Linked DNA regions of Mus musculus: region 2 is linked to region 1. A link is a loop called in an ENCODE intact Hi-C map of the cell type or tissue named here. Cell type or tissue: left cerebral cortex. All regions are shown on one strand. Links, peaks and the distances in the headings refer to the core of each region. The heading gives the core; the rest is flanking DNA. Region 1 overlaps Gm30799 (a long non-coding RNA gene). Region 2 overlaps Gm31064 (predicted gene, 31064).

Region 1 (8,332 bases), core at 273-8,272:
TGTTATATAATAGAAGGAGCTAATAAAATCTCCTTTCTCCAATAGACCAGTCCACCTCTCCTGTGTCTCTTTGACTTCTGCAGCAGCTTTAGTGTGGTTTCTGATGACGCATTCCCTGGCACCAGTGCATACATAGCATCCCTCCCCTCTTCTCCCTTCTCTTCTCCCCTCTGCTGTTTCTTTGGGAATTCAGTAGTCATTCATATCGCCTCTGCACACATCCCTCTTTGAATACTCCCAAGGTATTCTGTTGTCTTCTCCCACCCTCTTCCAAGTGTCCCCGGGGTGCACAGCATTGTGAGACCACCATTTTCATCCTTGCAAGAGGTACTCAGATTTCCAAAGCTGAAAAACATATTTATTACATAACAGCAAGACATAAGCCCAAACAGCTCGATGCTGGGCTCTTAAACATAGCAACAGCAGAGAGCTTTTCTGGGCTTGAGGAGGAACATTCAAATGTCTCCTAATTTCAGCAATTTTTTTTTCTGGTCTATAGAATAGAAAGCCTAAAAACAGCACAAAGGTAGCTCAGGGCATTCATAGAAACCCCACCCCTATACCAGACACTAGTGAGCGAGGGGGAGGAGAGAGAGCAGAAAGCCCAGTACACTGGCTGTTGGAACTCGCAGGCAGATATTTTGTTTCTTGTTTACTGACCAGGCTGGAAGGAAAGGAACAAAAAAGGAACAAGGAAGGGAGGAACAAGGAAGAAGGAAGGAGCCCATGACCCCCTTCCTGTCTCGTTCTTGGTTTCTTGACACTGTGGTAGGAAGAGCTGGGTCCATCACACCTTCTCTGGGATAACTGACTGACAGATCTGACCCTCTGAACTGAGCTAAGCCTCTCCTTCCTTCAGGTTGCCTTGTCACGTTTTAGCTCACAGCGATGCAGGAGTAGCTAAGTCACTCTCTGGGTTCAGAGGGTGGTGGTTGGGATTTCTATGCTTTTGTCTGCGTGTTCCTCCAGGAGAGACTGTCCTCACTACTGGGACTATCTGAGGACGTCTCACTGGAGGCTCTGTCTGCCATGAATAGAGTCTATTTGCAACAAGAACTCCCCTGCCCCCTGGGCCCCGGATTTGGGGATCCACGCTGAACTTTATTGGTTTTCTTCATGCACCCTTAGGGTTGTTCCATCCCCAGTCACATCTGTCAGGCCTGCCACCTGGCAGGACCTTCCTCCACTCCCATCCTGTGCATCCTCACCACTGAAGACCTTGACTCCAGCTTTCTGGGTCAGGCCTGAGTGGTGGCGGGTGAGGAGGGCTTTCATATTACAGTTGTTTCTGAGCCTTGTCATATGTCAGACTGACTGAACATTCACTGACCATTCGCAGTATGTCTTCACAATGTTAGATGATTTTTGTCCTGTTCTGCTTGATCTGAGAGACCTCTCCAGTCCATCAAAGGGTTAAGTGATTTTTGGTTGAGAAGACAGGGGCTTTTCTCCAGATAGAACACATATTTAGAAACTGGACTCTTAGCCGTTGCTTGTGCTATATGCAAAGAAGTAATTAGTTCTGCTGAACTCCATCCACATCAAGGCTTACTACTCTTTTACTTTCCCCACTGTTTTGATTAAATACCCTGACACAGGGCTGGAGAGATGGCTCAGAGGTCAAGAGCACTGGTTGCTCTTGCAAGGGACCAGGGTTTGATTCCTTACATCCATATGGTGGCTCACAGCCATCCCTAACCCCAGGTCCAGGGGATCTGATGCCCTCTTCTGGCCTCCACAGGCCCCCAGCATGCATATGGCTCACATATTATAGGCAGACAAAGCACCCAGACATAGAAAATTAAAAAGATAAAATAAACCTTGATAAAAGCAATTTAAAGAAGAAAGGGTTTGTTTCCATCAACCTAATCCAGGCAGCTCCTTAAGAGCCTGCTCTTCCAGGTGATTTCCATCAAGTTGACAGTTGTGATTAGCCAACACAATGACAAAAATCACCCAAAGGCATGCCAATGCACCTTAAACTATATCCTAGTGGGATTAACTATTTGATTCATGGTGCTTAAATCATTGCCTTTATGTTTAATATAAGAAGGGTGGTTGAAAGATTCATTGAGCATATTGATTAGTTTCTGAGTGCAAAGGTACTGAGCCAAGAGATATGAGCATGCTCCTGTCCCTAACTTCTCTGAGACTTTAGAGTCTGGGGGAGGAAGTTAAGTGCGAAGCCCAGAGGTAACTAAATGCAGCCTGTAGCACAATGACTCCGTGTGCAAGCTCACGCGCTGGAGGGGTTTTACTGAAATGGCCTAAGGGCTATCCCAAGTGTCTGGTGGAAAAGGCCCACTGTGAAGTGGTGGGCAGTGGAGTCAGTTCCGGAGGCTGAGGAGGAAGCTGGAAGGTTGGGGAGGAGCCCTCCTGCTCTAAACTGAAGACGTCCCTGAAAGAAACTGTGTGAAACCCCAGGAAGAAAATTACTCAACTCCTTTTGATTCTTTGGCTTTTAACCTAGCAGGGTGTAAATGGAACGGAGACAGGGATGCTGGCTAGGGGCAGCACCTCCACCATCAGGAGGAGAAGCATCCGCTGGAGGAAAGGTGCTGTCAAGAGCATACGGTTGTCTCCCCCTGAGATGTGAGAGAAAGTGGGGGGCACTGAAAACAGCCACCAAGGCTGTAACAACTGGGTCTCTGGTCTCTGGTGACAAGCGGGGCCATGATGGAGGCTCCTGTTATACAAAAGGCTGATGGTTCTGTAGTTGTCATTCCTGTAGGCGGAAAAGTGTGTGGGGAGGGATCTGGGAAGCATGTACCAGTGGGGGAAGAGAGGAGAATTTGTCTTGGAAAAAGGCGTGTTTGTATGCCTGCTTGTATGCCTGCTCTTAGCTGGAGACATTTCTGCAGCTCAACTTTAATGTTTCTGTCACTAGGCATTTGGTTGCTTCTATGACTACGATCCAGTTATAAATAAATAAATAACAAAAACAAAATCAAAAGCCGTTGGTGAGAGTCAGTAGATCCTTATCCCACTTGCTGACACTGTATACTGCTTTTCGCCTTTGTCACCAGCTCATGAGCTCAAACCTTAGGGGACAACCTTAGGGACAGGCAGTTCATCGCATTACAGGGATATCAGAAAAGGTTTCTCAGCTGGGCGTGGTGATTCATACCAACAACCTCAGCACCAGGAGGTTGAGGTACAATGATTGCTGCAAGTTCAAGGCCAGCCCAGGCTACCTAGTGAGTTCCAAGCCAACTCAAGTAACAAGGTGAGACCTTTGCTCAAAATGAAAGCAATCAAGGGCTGTGGGTGGAGCTCTGTGGGTAGAGAGCTTGCCTCACTCTGGGGTCAACCCCAGCACTGAATTGACTGGGTGTGTTCGTAGACGTCCATGATCCCAGCACTCAGGAGGTGGAGGGAGAGAAAAGGAAACAAACAGGGAGTTCGAGGCCAGCATGGACCTGAGACCCTCTACGGGAGAAGGAGAAAAGCTCTCCATGCTCTGTGGACTAGAGAAATGATTGAAAAATCACATCGTTTTCCAAACTCCCAGGAAATGAGGAAATAGTGATGCCCAAGATGTACACACCATGGTCCTTACTCTGTCACTCAGTTGGTTTTTTGGGTTTTTTTTTTTTTTTGTAACTCAGCGTTAACAGCAGTCTATACACTTGAACATTGCAGAGTGGATTTTAAGTGTTCACAACACAAAGAAATGGGTGTGAAGCAATGCATATGTTAAACAACTAGCTATCCCACACTGTGTGCATGAATTAAAATATGAACACCATAAAGGCACGCATCATTTTTACGTTACCGATTTTGAAAAAAGCACGGAGTCTCAAAGGGAAAATGTGGCACTGAAGACATTGTGTTAAAGGCTCCTTTTCTTTGTGCACTGAGGCTGAGAGTAGATGTCAGCTGCTACGTGTTGAGGAATGGTGTCGGCAGCCAGCTATCTGGGGGCAATCGGGTCGACTGACTGTGCAAGCTGTTCCCAGCTGTGCAAGTTCCAATGATTTAAATACCTCTTGATCCCTATGTCCTTATATGGGAAAATATATATAGTATGTGACATATAATATAGAAGGCATAGTGGAACATAATACTGTCTATCAGGTAGAGTGTAATAATGGGATGATAAAGCCAGGTGTAAAAACTTAGAAGGTGATGAGGTAGTCCCTAAAGTGAGAGGCTGGCCTGGGCTACAGTAAGACCCTATCTCAAAAAACAAAAACAGGGCGAATGAGAGAGAGAGAGGGAGAGAGAGAGAGAAAGTTAGACTAAAGAATTTCAGTAAACCCTTAGCTCATTGTGTGGTACACCGAGGAGCCCAAGGAAGACGGTTGCAAGAGCGAGGACAGGAGAGACCAGGATGAAGCAAGCTTCTAGGGCTCGGGCTTTGTGGGCTTGGTTCAGAACTGGCTCTCAGGAGATGCCTGAAGCAGAGTACAACCTTAGTGGAGAAGAACTTGGGGAAGGGGAAGGAAGGCAGGAGAGAGAGGGGAGGAGGGAGAGGGAGGAGGGAGAGGGAGGAGGGAGAGGGAGGAGGGAACAAAGGACAGAGAGTGCCAATGCCTAAATGGTGGAGATTCCACATGATAAACCCCAACTTTGCCCTGCCTTTGGGGGGCCCATAGAACTAATGGACTTGGGATGGAATCTGCTCAAAAGCGCCCTGGAAGTCAGTGGGAGGCTTATGTAACTGTTTGTACTTGCGAGCTCCAGTGAAAAGTAAGGATGCCTGTCTCTGCCTGCAGGGCAAGAAGGTGCTGGCTCATCTGCCCTCTGCCTCATCTGGTCCAGCGCTACTGGATGGGCCCTCCCATGGTCTTGCAGACGCCTTCCAGAAAGGGAGCCCTTGAACAGGTAGGGAGTGGATGTGAGAAAATGCTGGAAGGCAGGGCCTGGCAGGGAGAACTGGATGTTCCACCCTCGACAAAACACATCCCACATCTTCCACCAGAGGCAAGGGAACCTGGATTCTGAGGCTGGGTGCTGGAGGCGGTGCAGGCGGCCAGGCTTACAGAGACGTGATACCCATGAAGGCAGCTGAAAACTGTAAACTGTAGATGCACAGCTCTGTTAGTTATTAGCACGGGAGGAGAAAAACATCAGGAACAGAGACCCAGCAGCTTGCTTCACTGCGCCTGTGCCGGAAAGGCCACTGACCTTTTGAGACCCGCATTGCATTTGTAAAAACAAACAAGAAGGGCTTCCCAGCCTCATGCCTAGTCAGAAGCCTTCCATCCCTTGCTCCTCTGGGGCCCAGGTTTTTACTTGATTTGCATGTTGCTCGATATGACATATTTTCCAAATTTCAGATAATGACTTACATATTTGTTTGGTTTTGTTTTTGAGACACAGTCTCATTCTGGAGCCCAGCTGGCCTTGAACATATGCTTCAACCTCCCAAGTGCTGGGACTGTGGGCGTGAACCTCTTTGTCCAGCTACTTGGATAACTTCTAACTCAGCACAGGATAAACTTTCTGAAGACAGAGAACTTGTGTGTGTGTATGTGTGTGTGTGTGTGTGTGTGTGTGTGTGTGAGAGAGAGAGAGAGAGAGAGAGAGAGAGAGAGAGAGAGATTGTTAATAACTATTCCTTTTCAGTCATTCACTGTTCACTTACTGAGTTTGTAGACTCCAGGAATATGGCAGGGGGCATCTTGAAAATATACATATACATATACATATACATATACGTACACGTACACGTACACGTACACATACACATACACATACACATACACATACACATACACATACACATATACATATACATACGCATATGCATATACATACACATACATAAGCATTTGCTCTGCATGTGCTTAAACAAAAGACAGGGAGCACTGTTCATGGTGGGTAGTGTTAATGGTATACTCTAGAATGAGACAAAGTCAGTTGCCCTGGGAATGCCCCACCCCCATCCCATGTCTGGAGCTCCTTTACCATAAGTATCCTGCAAGTGTTAAGAAAGATTGCGTAAGCACTGAGAAGATGGCTTCCCTCAGCTCCATTGGCTCCCTCGGTAAAGTATTTGCCATACAAGCATGAAGACCTGAGTGTGGATCCTCAGCACCACAATAAAAAGCCAGTACTGTGTAATTAATGTACTTGAAGTTCCAGCGCTGGGGAGGCGGACAAAGGGACCCCTGGGACTTGCTGACCAGACAGTCTAGCTGGATTGGCACGTTCCAGGTTCAGTGAATGCTCTTATATCAAGTAATAAGGCAGAGAAGGCACATGAGCATGTACACAAGTATATAACACCACCCACTCATGCTAACATACATGTGGTAAACATGGAAACACTACGCGTGGTCTTTACATGGTAAAGCCTTACAGTCTACCACCGTCCTTCTCCCCTCTGCATTTCCTGGTCCCTGAAGGTCAGAAGGTTGAGACTGATTCTGTTCAACAAGATGGAAGCAAAAGTGTTGGCGTTCACATCCAGGCTCTTGGATGACTCCTACTGCTATTGGGACAAAAGGAGCTTAAGATGGTGTCTCTCCATCATGTGTCCAAAGAGAAGGCTAAGATGGTGTCTCTCCATCATGTGTCCAAAGAGAAGGCTAAGATGGTGTCTCTCCATCATGTGTCCAAAGAGAAGGCTAAGATGGTGTCTCTCCATCATGTGTCCAAAGAGAAGAAGGCTTGCATGAGGCAGAAGACATCCTCTTAGGGCAGGAAGCGTTTAGAGCATACGCCTTGGTTCTCTTAAGAAACTCAGACTTAGGGATCATTCCCACCCCACCCCTGCAGTAAGATCTCCGAGGTGGAGACCATTTATTAGACTTAGCACAGGGTAAGGAGTGAATGGCAAAAAGAGAGCTAGCAAGAGGAATGTGCACGGCTTGCCAGGGCTTTTTCCTCTAGCAGAGCTCACAGGGAAGACTCAAAGGCCAGATTGTTTGCTCCCAAAGAAGGTTTTCTTTTTCCCTCAAGACCCTTTCCACAGCAGGAGAGATATTGCCCTTCCCATATAAGAAAACTACGCTGGTTCCTTTCCATGTGACTCCGGTAATCTGGAGATGAGACACTGGAGGACTCTTGGGCCCAGAGTCAGGACACATGGAATCTTTGACTTCTCAAGCCCCTTCCCTCAGCGTGCCTCACACACAGGAGACATTTGCAGCCGTACTGGGAGCCCAAGCAGAAACACGAACCAGATCCCCAAGATAGAGAAGGCACAGGTGCTACTCTTTCTTTGGACCACAAACTCTGCCATGCCTCTGAGTCTCCCCGGACACTTACTTACAGATGGTCATAGCACCCCAGAATTTCCAATGTAATTTACCTGGGGTCTGGTGGGGAATGTGGATTCCAGCAAACTCCAAGGTGATGCTTGCCTGCTGAGACGGTAAGGGGAGCACACCTCTAAGATTAGCCTTATGCTTCCTTTAGCCACCGATGAGATGGGGAAGCTCATTTTTCCGCCAGAAATCTGCAACAAGAAGGATGAAGGAAAGGTATATTTTCAAGAGGAGAATCTGAGAAAGAAACCAGTTTGAGAGCCTGCTGCTCAGAGAGGAAGGGCTGCACTGAGAGCCAGAGAACCCAGCGGTCAATATGGGTTCAATGGCAACTGTAGGGAGGGAACATCTTACAGAGTCAGGACTCAGAGACCAAAGTCCTACAGCCATTAAGCCATGGTGCTGCTGGCAGTGGCCAAGATAAGCCACCCAGAAGTTAGCAGAAGCAGATCTGACAGCTCTTGAGAGAACCTTCCAGTCTTCTGGGTAGGTAAGTCCTTCCTAGAGCTCTGCCTGGTGCATTATCTTTACCGGGTCTGACCCAGGGCAGAAAGCCACGAGGCAGTGGAAAGTGCATATCGTCTCCCCGCTGCCTTATTATCTGTGGTCTCCAGCAGGGTTGTGCTGTGCCAAGGGTTAGCGTGGGTGGCCGTGATTCATTCAGACTCGTGGGGAAGCAGATGCTGCTGCTGCCACCAGTGCTGCCACGGAAACGGGCTAAATAAATCCCAGATCCTTGGAGAGGGCAGAGAACAAGCTGCCTGCAGCCAGTACGCCAGGCTGCTCCGGATGGGTTCTGGGTTCTTCCAGTGTGATGAGTGTACAGCCTGCCGGGAGTCCTCAGCATTGGAGCTGGCTGGAGACCCAGGTGGAGATCAGCGGCACCACAGGCGTTTCTAGTAACGGGACTGTGTGATAAAGGACGAACACAAGGCACAGTGTCTGGCGATATCGCAGAGTTGCAGGTTGATGAGTTCACATGGACCCCCGTTCTGAAATCCGTGGGGCTTTTATGTTTAATATTGGGGGTAGCGTCCTTAGCAATACACTGTGCTGTCCCCAAGAGCCACAGGGAGCCTCCAGCCAGGCACCTTCACCCCCTACACTAGTAGAAC
Region 2 (8,332 bases), core at 329-8,328, 390 kb before region 1:
CTAGTTGGTCTATAGCCCTGGACTGGGATTCCAATTAAACAATAAAGTCCTAAAATATTCACAGGGAGAATATACCACATCAAGAAAAGCTTATATGTGCTCAAGTGTGTTTGATTTGGATCTTCAAGCGGCAGGATGTTGGGGAAATCAAGATCCCAGTCTCCAGGTCCACTGAGGCCCCGTCATGTCATGTAGTTTGTTTGTAAACAGGACCCCTGCCTGCATTCTGGGCTGAGGACCCCATGATGCCTCTCTTGTGTCCCCAGGTTTCATCCAGGGCAGTGGTTCTCAACCTGTGGGTTGCGACCCCTTTGAGGATAAAATGACCTTCTCACAGGGGTCACCTAAGGCCATCAGAAAACACCGATATTTACATTATGATTCATAACAGTAGCATAATTAGAGTTGTGAAATAGCATTGAGAGCAGTTTTTTGGTTGGGGAATCACCATACCATGAGAAACCACATGAAGGGTCGCAGCATAGGAAGGTTGAGAATCACTGCTCTAGGGCTCTGCCTCTCCTTTATGACTGGAATGTTAGGCAGATATAGGCACAGCCTCCAGCCCACCTCATCCAACTGGAGGCATGAAAAGATGTCTTCCATAAAACTCTCTGCTGTTGACAGTCACATACTGGCTGACTGACTGAGAGCCAGGATTCCCTCTGACGGCCTCATCTCATTCCTTATCTTTGCTGGGCACATTGCATCAGCTGGATCCAGTCTCCCTTTGTCAGCATGAAGAAGGGCATGAATGCTTTGTGACACGCAAGGCTGCTCACTTTTAGTATGTCCGATTGTTGTTTCTCTGAGTACTCCCTATTTCTCTGCTCTGCTCGGTCTCCTCTCTTTACATCCCTGCTGCCATGTTTTTTCTATGTTGAATCATCCTCTTGACTTATTCTCATGTTTTCAAGGATCTATAAACAAAACACATTACCAAAAATGTAAATCATAATATAAAAAAGGGATATTCAAATGGGCAGTGTTGTCAGGAAAGCTTTTCCTCTTGAAATAGTCACTAGCATTTCTACTATGGTTTAAAGGACAAACTTCATATTGAATGGCAAGCTGTAAGTTAAGACTACTTCTATAGTTGGAAAGAGGAAGTGGGCCCGCAGGTGATAAATGGGGAAGAGAGGGTGGTGAGTGGTTAAAATGTCTTGTGTCCACACACAAAGCTGTTGTGAGTGTACACAGCTGTGTTAGCTAACATACTATAGCTTCGAAAGCACTTCTAAGAGTCTGATGTCTTTCTTGAAAGTTCTGACATCTAGAGTCAACCTTGCATTTGTATAAAGATTGATCAAATCACTTACCGTTGCCTGCATGGTTACCATTCAGAAGAAACAATGTCTCACTTTAAGCACTACAGAGCAGTCGTTCTTAACCTGTGAGCCGCGACCCCTCTAAGCCGAAGGACCCTTTTAGAGGGGCCATCTAAGACCATCCACATGTCAGCTATTTATATTACCATTCATAACCGTAGGAAAATTACAGTTATAGAGTAGCAACAAAAGTAATTTCACGATCTGGGTCACCATATCCTGAGGAACTGTGCTGTATTAAAGGGGTGCGGTGTTAGGAAGGTTGAGGATCTAGACTTTTACATATATACACAGAAGAATCTGAATTACTCAGAATTTCAGAAACGTCCCTCAGCTGCTGTCTATAACTGCTGTGCACATCACAGAATCAGAACCATGAATTGGGGAGGAAGCACGCTAGCCAGTGTCATTTAGCATGACTGGGAAGTAACTCCATTCTGCACAGAGCCAGTGCTTGGATGCTGAGTGGTACTTGATAAGTTAATTTGTCTCATCTCAGCCATGGGCACTCACACCGAACACTCAAACCCTTCTTACATTAGTGATGTCTGTCTCCAATGTAGGCAGCTCACAGCTCTTAATCTATGAAGCCACTGTCATGGCCTCTTTCTTTGTAAAAACAGAAAACAGCAGCATTACTGCAAAGCCTGGCGGGCGGCAGTGGACAGGTTATCAGTTCAGAGTAACAAGAGATGCTATGTGGACACTGGGAATGTGCCCTGGGTTTCAGAGACACCTGGTGTCTCCTTTCACACCTTATGCCCATGGGTGATCCTTGGGTAGGCGCTGTAAAGAGTGGTGTCCCTCCTGCCCAGGCTGAGTGGCCTCCATGAGCCTGTGCTAGGCCAGGCATGGAGAAATAAGAAGGTATGAGAATGGCCCAAGCTCAGAAGGGAGACAGACCTTTTCAGGTTCCTACAATGGTCACAGCACTTGGGGGGCTGGGGAGGTGACCCTTGAACATCTAATAAGTGAGCAGGGGACTTCAGGCTGGGCATCTCCTTTCAGACCCCCCAGCTCCTATGTCGGAGCAGGAGGGCAGGAGACCATTTGGGTAGCTACCGAAATTGGACTCTCCTTTCAGCTTAGCCACACTAGGCTGGGTCTGGAGCATGAAGGGAGGGAAACAACGAGACATTTCTTATGCCCATTTTATTCATTATAGCAAGGATCTATGTAGGCATATATTTTTCACAACCTACTTTAATAAGAGTTCGACTTCCCCTCTAGCAGAGGTAGTGGAAAAGAAAGGTTATTAGGATAGGGGTGAAGTGGACCTCTTTAGAAATAGTTCTTTGGGGGCGATTCCCATCTTCATTGTTTTCTGTCAACTAGCAAACACCAAACATAAATCAGCAACTGCAGTCCAGTCCAGTTGGCAGGCAACACACCGGGAACAGCAAAGGCAGTTCACTCCAGGGGATAAGGTGAGGTTTGCCAATCGGCCAAGTCCAGTGACCAGAAGTCGCAGGACTCTCACAAGAAGTTATTTTGGTGGGTTTCTCTCTATGAGGTCACTACAAGCGAACTTCAGCAATGCAATGGAAGGTGAACCAATCTATGCGTGTCATCAGCGAAGGCTTGCAAGGCAGTGGAGGCAAAGCAGCTGGCGCTCCCACTCTCTGTGGGGCCATATTTATATTCTTTCTAAACATTGGGCATCCTTTCACCTGTTTGCTATAGCAAAACATCCTCTCACCTGTGTCTCCTTCATCAAAACATTCTCTCACGTGTCTGCTTTAGCAAGACATCCTTTCCCCTGATTGTCCCAGCAAAACATTATAACCCAAGTCTTCAAAGAAACCAGAAATTTCCACTTTAGATCTACTACATACATGTAATGAATCCTGATGCCTGACCCTTTTCTCTCCCCCTCGTTGGTTTTTCTTGTTTGATTTGTCTTGCGTTTTAAACAAGATCTCCTCCTCTGTAGCCCAGGCTGAACACAGCCTTAACCAGATCCCTCCTGTTGCAGCCTGAGTGCGGGAATTACAAGCATGCGCTGACGTCACCCCTGCTTTCCTCCAATCATGGAGAACCGCATCAGCGGCTTCATCGACATCAGCGTTTGATGCCGCTGGACCGCCTTTAAAGGAAGGGGTAGTATGTGTTTCTGCACCTCAAAGCCTAGCAGTCTATCTAAGATCACTCTATGCTTTCTGACTTCCCTGCCCCATAATTCCCAGGGGCAGCTTTCCAACGGCTTCCCTCCGCAGTGATGTTGAGGTTTACAAAAGCTGGAAGTGCCTTCCGGGGGGTGGGGGTGGGGGGAGGAATCTCCACAGAGATTCTTTCCTTCTTGCCCTGGAGCAGAAATAACCTATCACCCCCACCCCCACCCCCACTCCCTCCCCGCCACGACTCCCTTCCCTCCTCCCCGGTTCACACAGCAAGACCTCTTTTTTCTCCGCCCTCTAGAGTTTCCACCACCAAAAAAAATATTTTTTTTTAAAAAAGATGCAGTACTGAAGGGGTCAGTTTGGCCAGTCCCACTCCTTAGCGCAGACTCTGATGGGGCTATGGTACTTCTTGAAACTGAAAGCGGGAGAGACGCCTGCTTGTAGCCATTAAGGAAACAGCCCAACTGGCTTGGATGCCGGCCCAAACACAGACAGCAGAGGACGCTCACAGCATGCTGTTAAGCCTGCACGGGTGCAAGTTGGTGCTGGGGGACGTTCTGGCTCCGGAAAGTTCAGTACTAAAGTGAATGGCTACACACATACCCATGGCATCTTCTCTCCTTGGCCCCTCTGTGATTTTCTCCTAAACTCACAACCTACATCGCTATCACATGCCACCTTTTGTGTTCCTGACAAGCAGCCTGGAAGCTGGGGACATGAACTTCGTTTCTAATTTTGTAGAGATCTTTCCTCCTATGAAACTTCTCTCCCTCCTCCTTCTGAACTTTGAACTGTAAAACTGTCAGAAGAGCATGGGGTGGGGGGGGGGGAATTCCGCTGGGAGCGGAAGTCTCTGAGCAGCAGGTTTTGGTAATGAGGCTACTCACCTCTTTAGTGAGCTATCTAAAGAGACCTTGATTTTGGTTTTGGCTGGTGTAGAGGGGAGTCATTTAAGTAAATCTAATTGACTCTTTCTTCTCCACCCACCCACCAAAGGAAAGAGGGTGACCCCAACTCATGCCTCAGTGAAGCCCGTGAGTTACCGTCCTTTGCTGGTTCAGCCCACACAGAGGAACTGCTATGGGTCCCACGAATACTGCACATTCACTCTCAGAGCATCACAGAGTCTCTGCCCCAGGTTTAACGGGATGCTAGAGATCTCAGCAGCTTGCTGAGGTGGAGAGACCCACCCTGGATAATGTTCATCAAGGGATTCCAGGTCTGTCTCTGCCTTGTCCCTCCCAACAAAGCCTGGACTAAAGGAATGGGGAAAATAAATGGTGTGAGGGGGCAGGCACAACCTTGAAGAAATGTATAGTCTGGACTAAAGCCTCAGAACCAGCTGACACTCCCAGAGCTGCGGCATCCAATTTGAAAACAACGGGGATAGTCTATTGGGTGGCCACAGGTCTTGTCCGCAGCTTATCAGCACAATGGGGGCCTCACTGAGACATATGACACTCCTGGAGGGATAGTGGCTATTGTGAAGGCTAACCCGGCATTAAAACTCTTCAACAGATGAAAACAACCGGTGAAAAGATGAAAATTGACCTGAGACAATGACAAGTCTCATTCCAACCCTAAGAAAAATGTCCTAGTATTGGATGCCTGTGAACTCAGGCCGACGCAGCCTTGAGCTATGTCAGGTGATCAAAAACAACATTCTAGCCTTAAGTGATAAGAATCTTATCAAACCCATAACCAAGCAGCAACATTGTGTTCATTTCGGCTCTTGGAACAGAATCCAGGTAAAGGTTGTAACTGAGAAGCTACTGAGACGAGAGGCCAAGCAGGTGCCATCCAGTGAGAAGCTGGAACGCGCTTAGTGCTGGAGGAAGCATCAAGGAGGAAGAAGCCATCTCTAAAGAGAAAGAGAAGGGTTTTCCTCGGGGTCCTGGGGACAAGGTCCGGCACAGAAGGCTAGAGGTCTGGTGAGTGCAGAGATTTAGAATCCAACTGAAATGAGTACAAACTTGTGAGAGTGAGGGGCTGACTCCTTGGTTTCTGGGTCCTGTCTTCCCTGGCCGGAAAGCAGGGATGTGGTGTGTTCTTGGCAGAGTGCCAGGATTGCAAGGCCTTCAAGAGTGTGCCTCTGGATGGAAGCTGGAGAGAGGTGGAGCCTGAGTTGGTGTAGAACTTCGTAACACTGCAAAAAAGAACATTTGAGGCAGATTGCGACTGTGACTCTTGGCTGTCAGTAAGGCTGAAAAGGTGACTTCCTGTACTTGCCTGCACTGGCTGATTGTATTTTAGGCATTTGCTGTCTCCTCTGCAGAGAGTTTAGGGTCGAGCTCTCCCTGCCTTTGACCATCAGAGAGCTGTGCCTGGTGGGATGAGGGTCCTTTCCACCGCTGTTCTACAGGATAATCCAAAAGCAGGGCTAAAGTGCCAAAGTAGGTCAGGGTGAGATTGTCCCTAACGTGACACAATGGTCAGCCCTGAACCTTTAAGTGATGCTCAGCCTTCAACAGCACACAAACTGTGGAGACAGAGTGGCTAGGCACAGTTAGAAGTTGACAGGCATTCACACTGGAAGTGGCTGTTCCTTCTCTCTTTGGACAACATGCTTCTCAGAGGGGACACAGTGACACCAGGAGGCACTCATCACCAAGGTCACCATGGATCTCATTCACTGTCTTTTGGCCTAGTTGAGATTACTCAAGTCTGCTCCTAGCTGTTCCTTAGGAGTAGGCTAGTCCTCTGGCAAGCTAAGGCTTTGGGTGCAGCTGATACAGGGTGCTTGAGAGAGGTGGAGGTAGTTAGAACAGATCTCCCACACTGAGCAGCACACACACACACACACACACACACACACACACACACACACGGGACTTCACACATAGCCAGGCTGCCTCTTAGTACCACCAGACAGCAGGCAGAGGGAGTCACAGCTCTGCGAACTTGAATCCTGGCTCATCCCTTCCCTGGCAACAGAAGTGTGGTTCTCATGGGTGCTGCAGAGAAAATCAGGAGTGTGACTTCCCAGGGCCACCTCCCTCCTCACTGCCCTCCAGGCATTTGCCCTTCTGCTAAGTCCTTAGGTGGCCTCAAGGAGGTCATAAGGTGTCCTAGTTTATTCCCTCGGTTGCTATGGTAAAAACGCGGACCAAAAGCAACTTGGAGAGGAAAGGTTTTATTTGACTTACACTTCCTCAGCACTGTCCATCGTTGTGGGATGCAAGACAGAAGTCAAGGCTGGAGCAGAAGCTGAAGTTGCTTTCTGGCTTGCTTCCCATGGCTTACTCAGTTTGCTTTCTTATATAATCCAGGCCTACCGGTCCAGGGGTTGCACTGCCCACTGTGGTCTGGGTCCTTCCCACATCAATCATTAATCAAGAAAAAGGCCCATAGACATGATTACAGGCCAGTCTGATAGAGGCAACTTCTCAGTTGAGTCTCTCTCTTCCCACATGTCCTGGATGTTTGTGTGTGTGTGTGTGTGTGTGTGTGTGTGTTAACTTGAAACAAGCCAGAGCATCCCTCCATCAGCTCCTGCCTCCAGGTTCCAGCCCTGCCTGAGTTCCTGTCCTAACTTCTTCCAGTGATGGACTATGATCCGGAAGTGTAAGCCGTTCCTTCCCAACTTGCTTTTGGGTCAAGGTGTTTTTATCGCCGTAATAAAATCCCTAATTAAGATCAATTGGTACCAGTGTCGTGAGGTATTGCTGTGACAGCCCTGACCACAGTTTGAGAAAGACTGTGGAAGGACTTTGAAACTTTGGGTGAGAAGAGCCATTGGGTGTAAGAGCTCTGGGGGATGATCTGTAGGATCTTGGAAGATAATGTTGAGAACAGTGCAAATGATAGAGACCTGGCTTGTGAATTTTCAGAGGGAAGATTAAAGACTATCAGGATTGTTTGCTACTTTAAGATTCTGTGAGGATTCTTAGCGTGGGCTGAAGATTCAGCTGTGATTAACAAGATACTAGAACTACTAAAGCAAAATATTTGCATTACTGGGACAATTGGTGCTGGGTAGCTGGAGCTAAGGAATTAGCAATGATTAAGAAGAGACCAATGGGCTGGAAAGATGACTCAGTGGTTAAGAGCACTGATTGCTCTTCCAGAAGTCCTAAGTTCAATTCCCAGCAACCACATGGTGGCTCACAACCATCTGTAATGGGATCTGATGCCTTCCTAAGACAGCTACAGTGTACTCATATACATAAAAATAAATATTTAATATATATCTATATATGTGTATATATGTATATATGTGTGTGTATATATGTATGTATATTGTTGGGAGCCGCGCCCACATTCGCCGTTACAAGATGGCGCTGACAGCTGTGTTCTAAGTGGTAAACAAATAATCTGCGCATGTGCCAAGGGTATCTTATGACTACTTGTGCTCTGCCTTCCCCGTGACGTCAACTCGGCCGATGGGCTGCAGCCAATCAAGGAGTGACACGTCCGAGGCGAAGGAGAATGCTCCTTAAGAGGGACGGGGTTTTCGTTTTTCTCTCTCTCTTGCTTCTCTCTCTCTTGCTTCGCTCTCTTGCTTCTCTCTCTTGCTTCTCTCTCTTGCTTTTTCGCTCTCTTGCTTCTTGCTCTCTTGCTTCTTGCACTCTGTTCCTGAAGATGTAAGAATAAAGCTTTGCCGCAGAAGATTCTGGTCTGTGGTGTTCTTCCTGGCCGGTCGTGAGAACGCGTCTAATAACAATTGGTGCCGAATTCCGGGACGAGAAAAAAACTCGGGACTGGCGCAAGGAGGATCCCTCATTCCGGAACCAGAACTGCGGATCACGTTTATAAAGGTTCCCGTAACACAGACTGTTGAGAAGGATTCAACTGCCGAATTCAGAACTCATCAGCTGGGGAACGACGGTGATAAAGGTTCCCGTAAAGCAGACTGTTGAGAAGGATTCAACTGCCGAATTCAGA

What was found. A loop is a pair of places that touch in the nucleus more often than their neighbours do. Peaks named below come from ENCODE experiments on the same cell type or tissue, not always from the same donor. Only the 100,000 strongest peaks of a DNase experiment are listed, where the experiment ranks them.
Region 2: a loop joins it to region 1, with 2.4 times the contacts of the local background. A loop is called at or near these places in 5 of 42 quality-filtered maps.

The regions. Positions count from the first base shown.
Region 1 is chr12:82,072,557-82,080,888 of GRCm38, reverse strand. It overlaps Gm30799 (a long non-coding RNA gene), which reads right to left. Exons shown (of 7, transcript XR_001780654.1): 3 at 7,262-7,408. Among named protein-coding and RNA genes, the nearest start is that of Gm30799, 7.0 kb to the right of the region's middle. In left cerebral cortex, for the core only: a CTCF peak has its summit at 4,924; DNase peaks (open chromatin) are centred at 5,313, 5,983, 6,768, 7,922 and 6 more places; H3K4me3 peaks cover 221 bases; H3K27ac peaks cover 7,463 bases.
Region 2 is chr12:82,465,803-82,474,134 of GRCm38, reverse strand. Gm31064 (predicted gene, 31064) reads left to right here. Exons shown (of 3, transcript NR_168639.1): 3 at 1-93. Among named protein-coding and RNA genes, the nearest start is that of Gm30966, 6.8 kb to the left of the region's middle. In left cerebral cortex, for the core only: CTCF peaks have their summits at 3,937 and 6,330; DNase peaks (open chromatin) are centred at 3,340, 3,935 and 6,288; H3K4me3 peaks cover 1,106 bases; H3K27ac peaks cover 638 bases.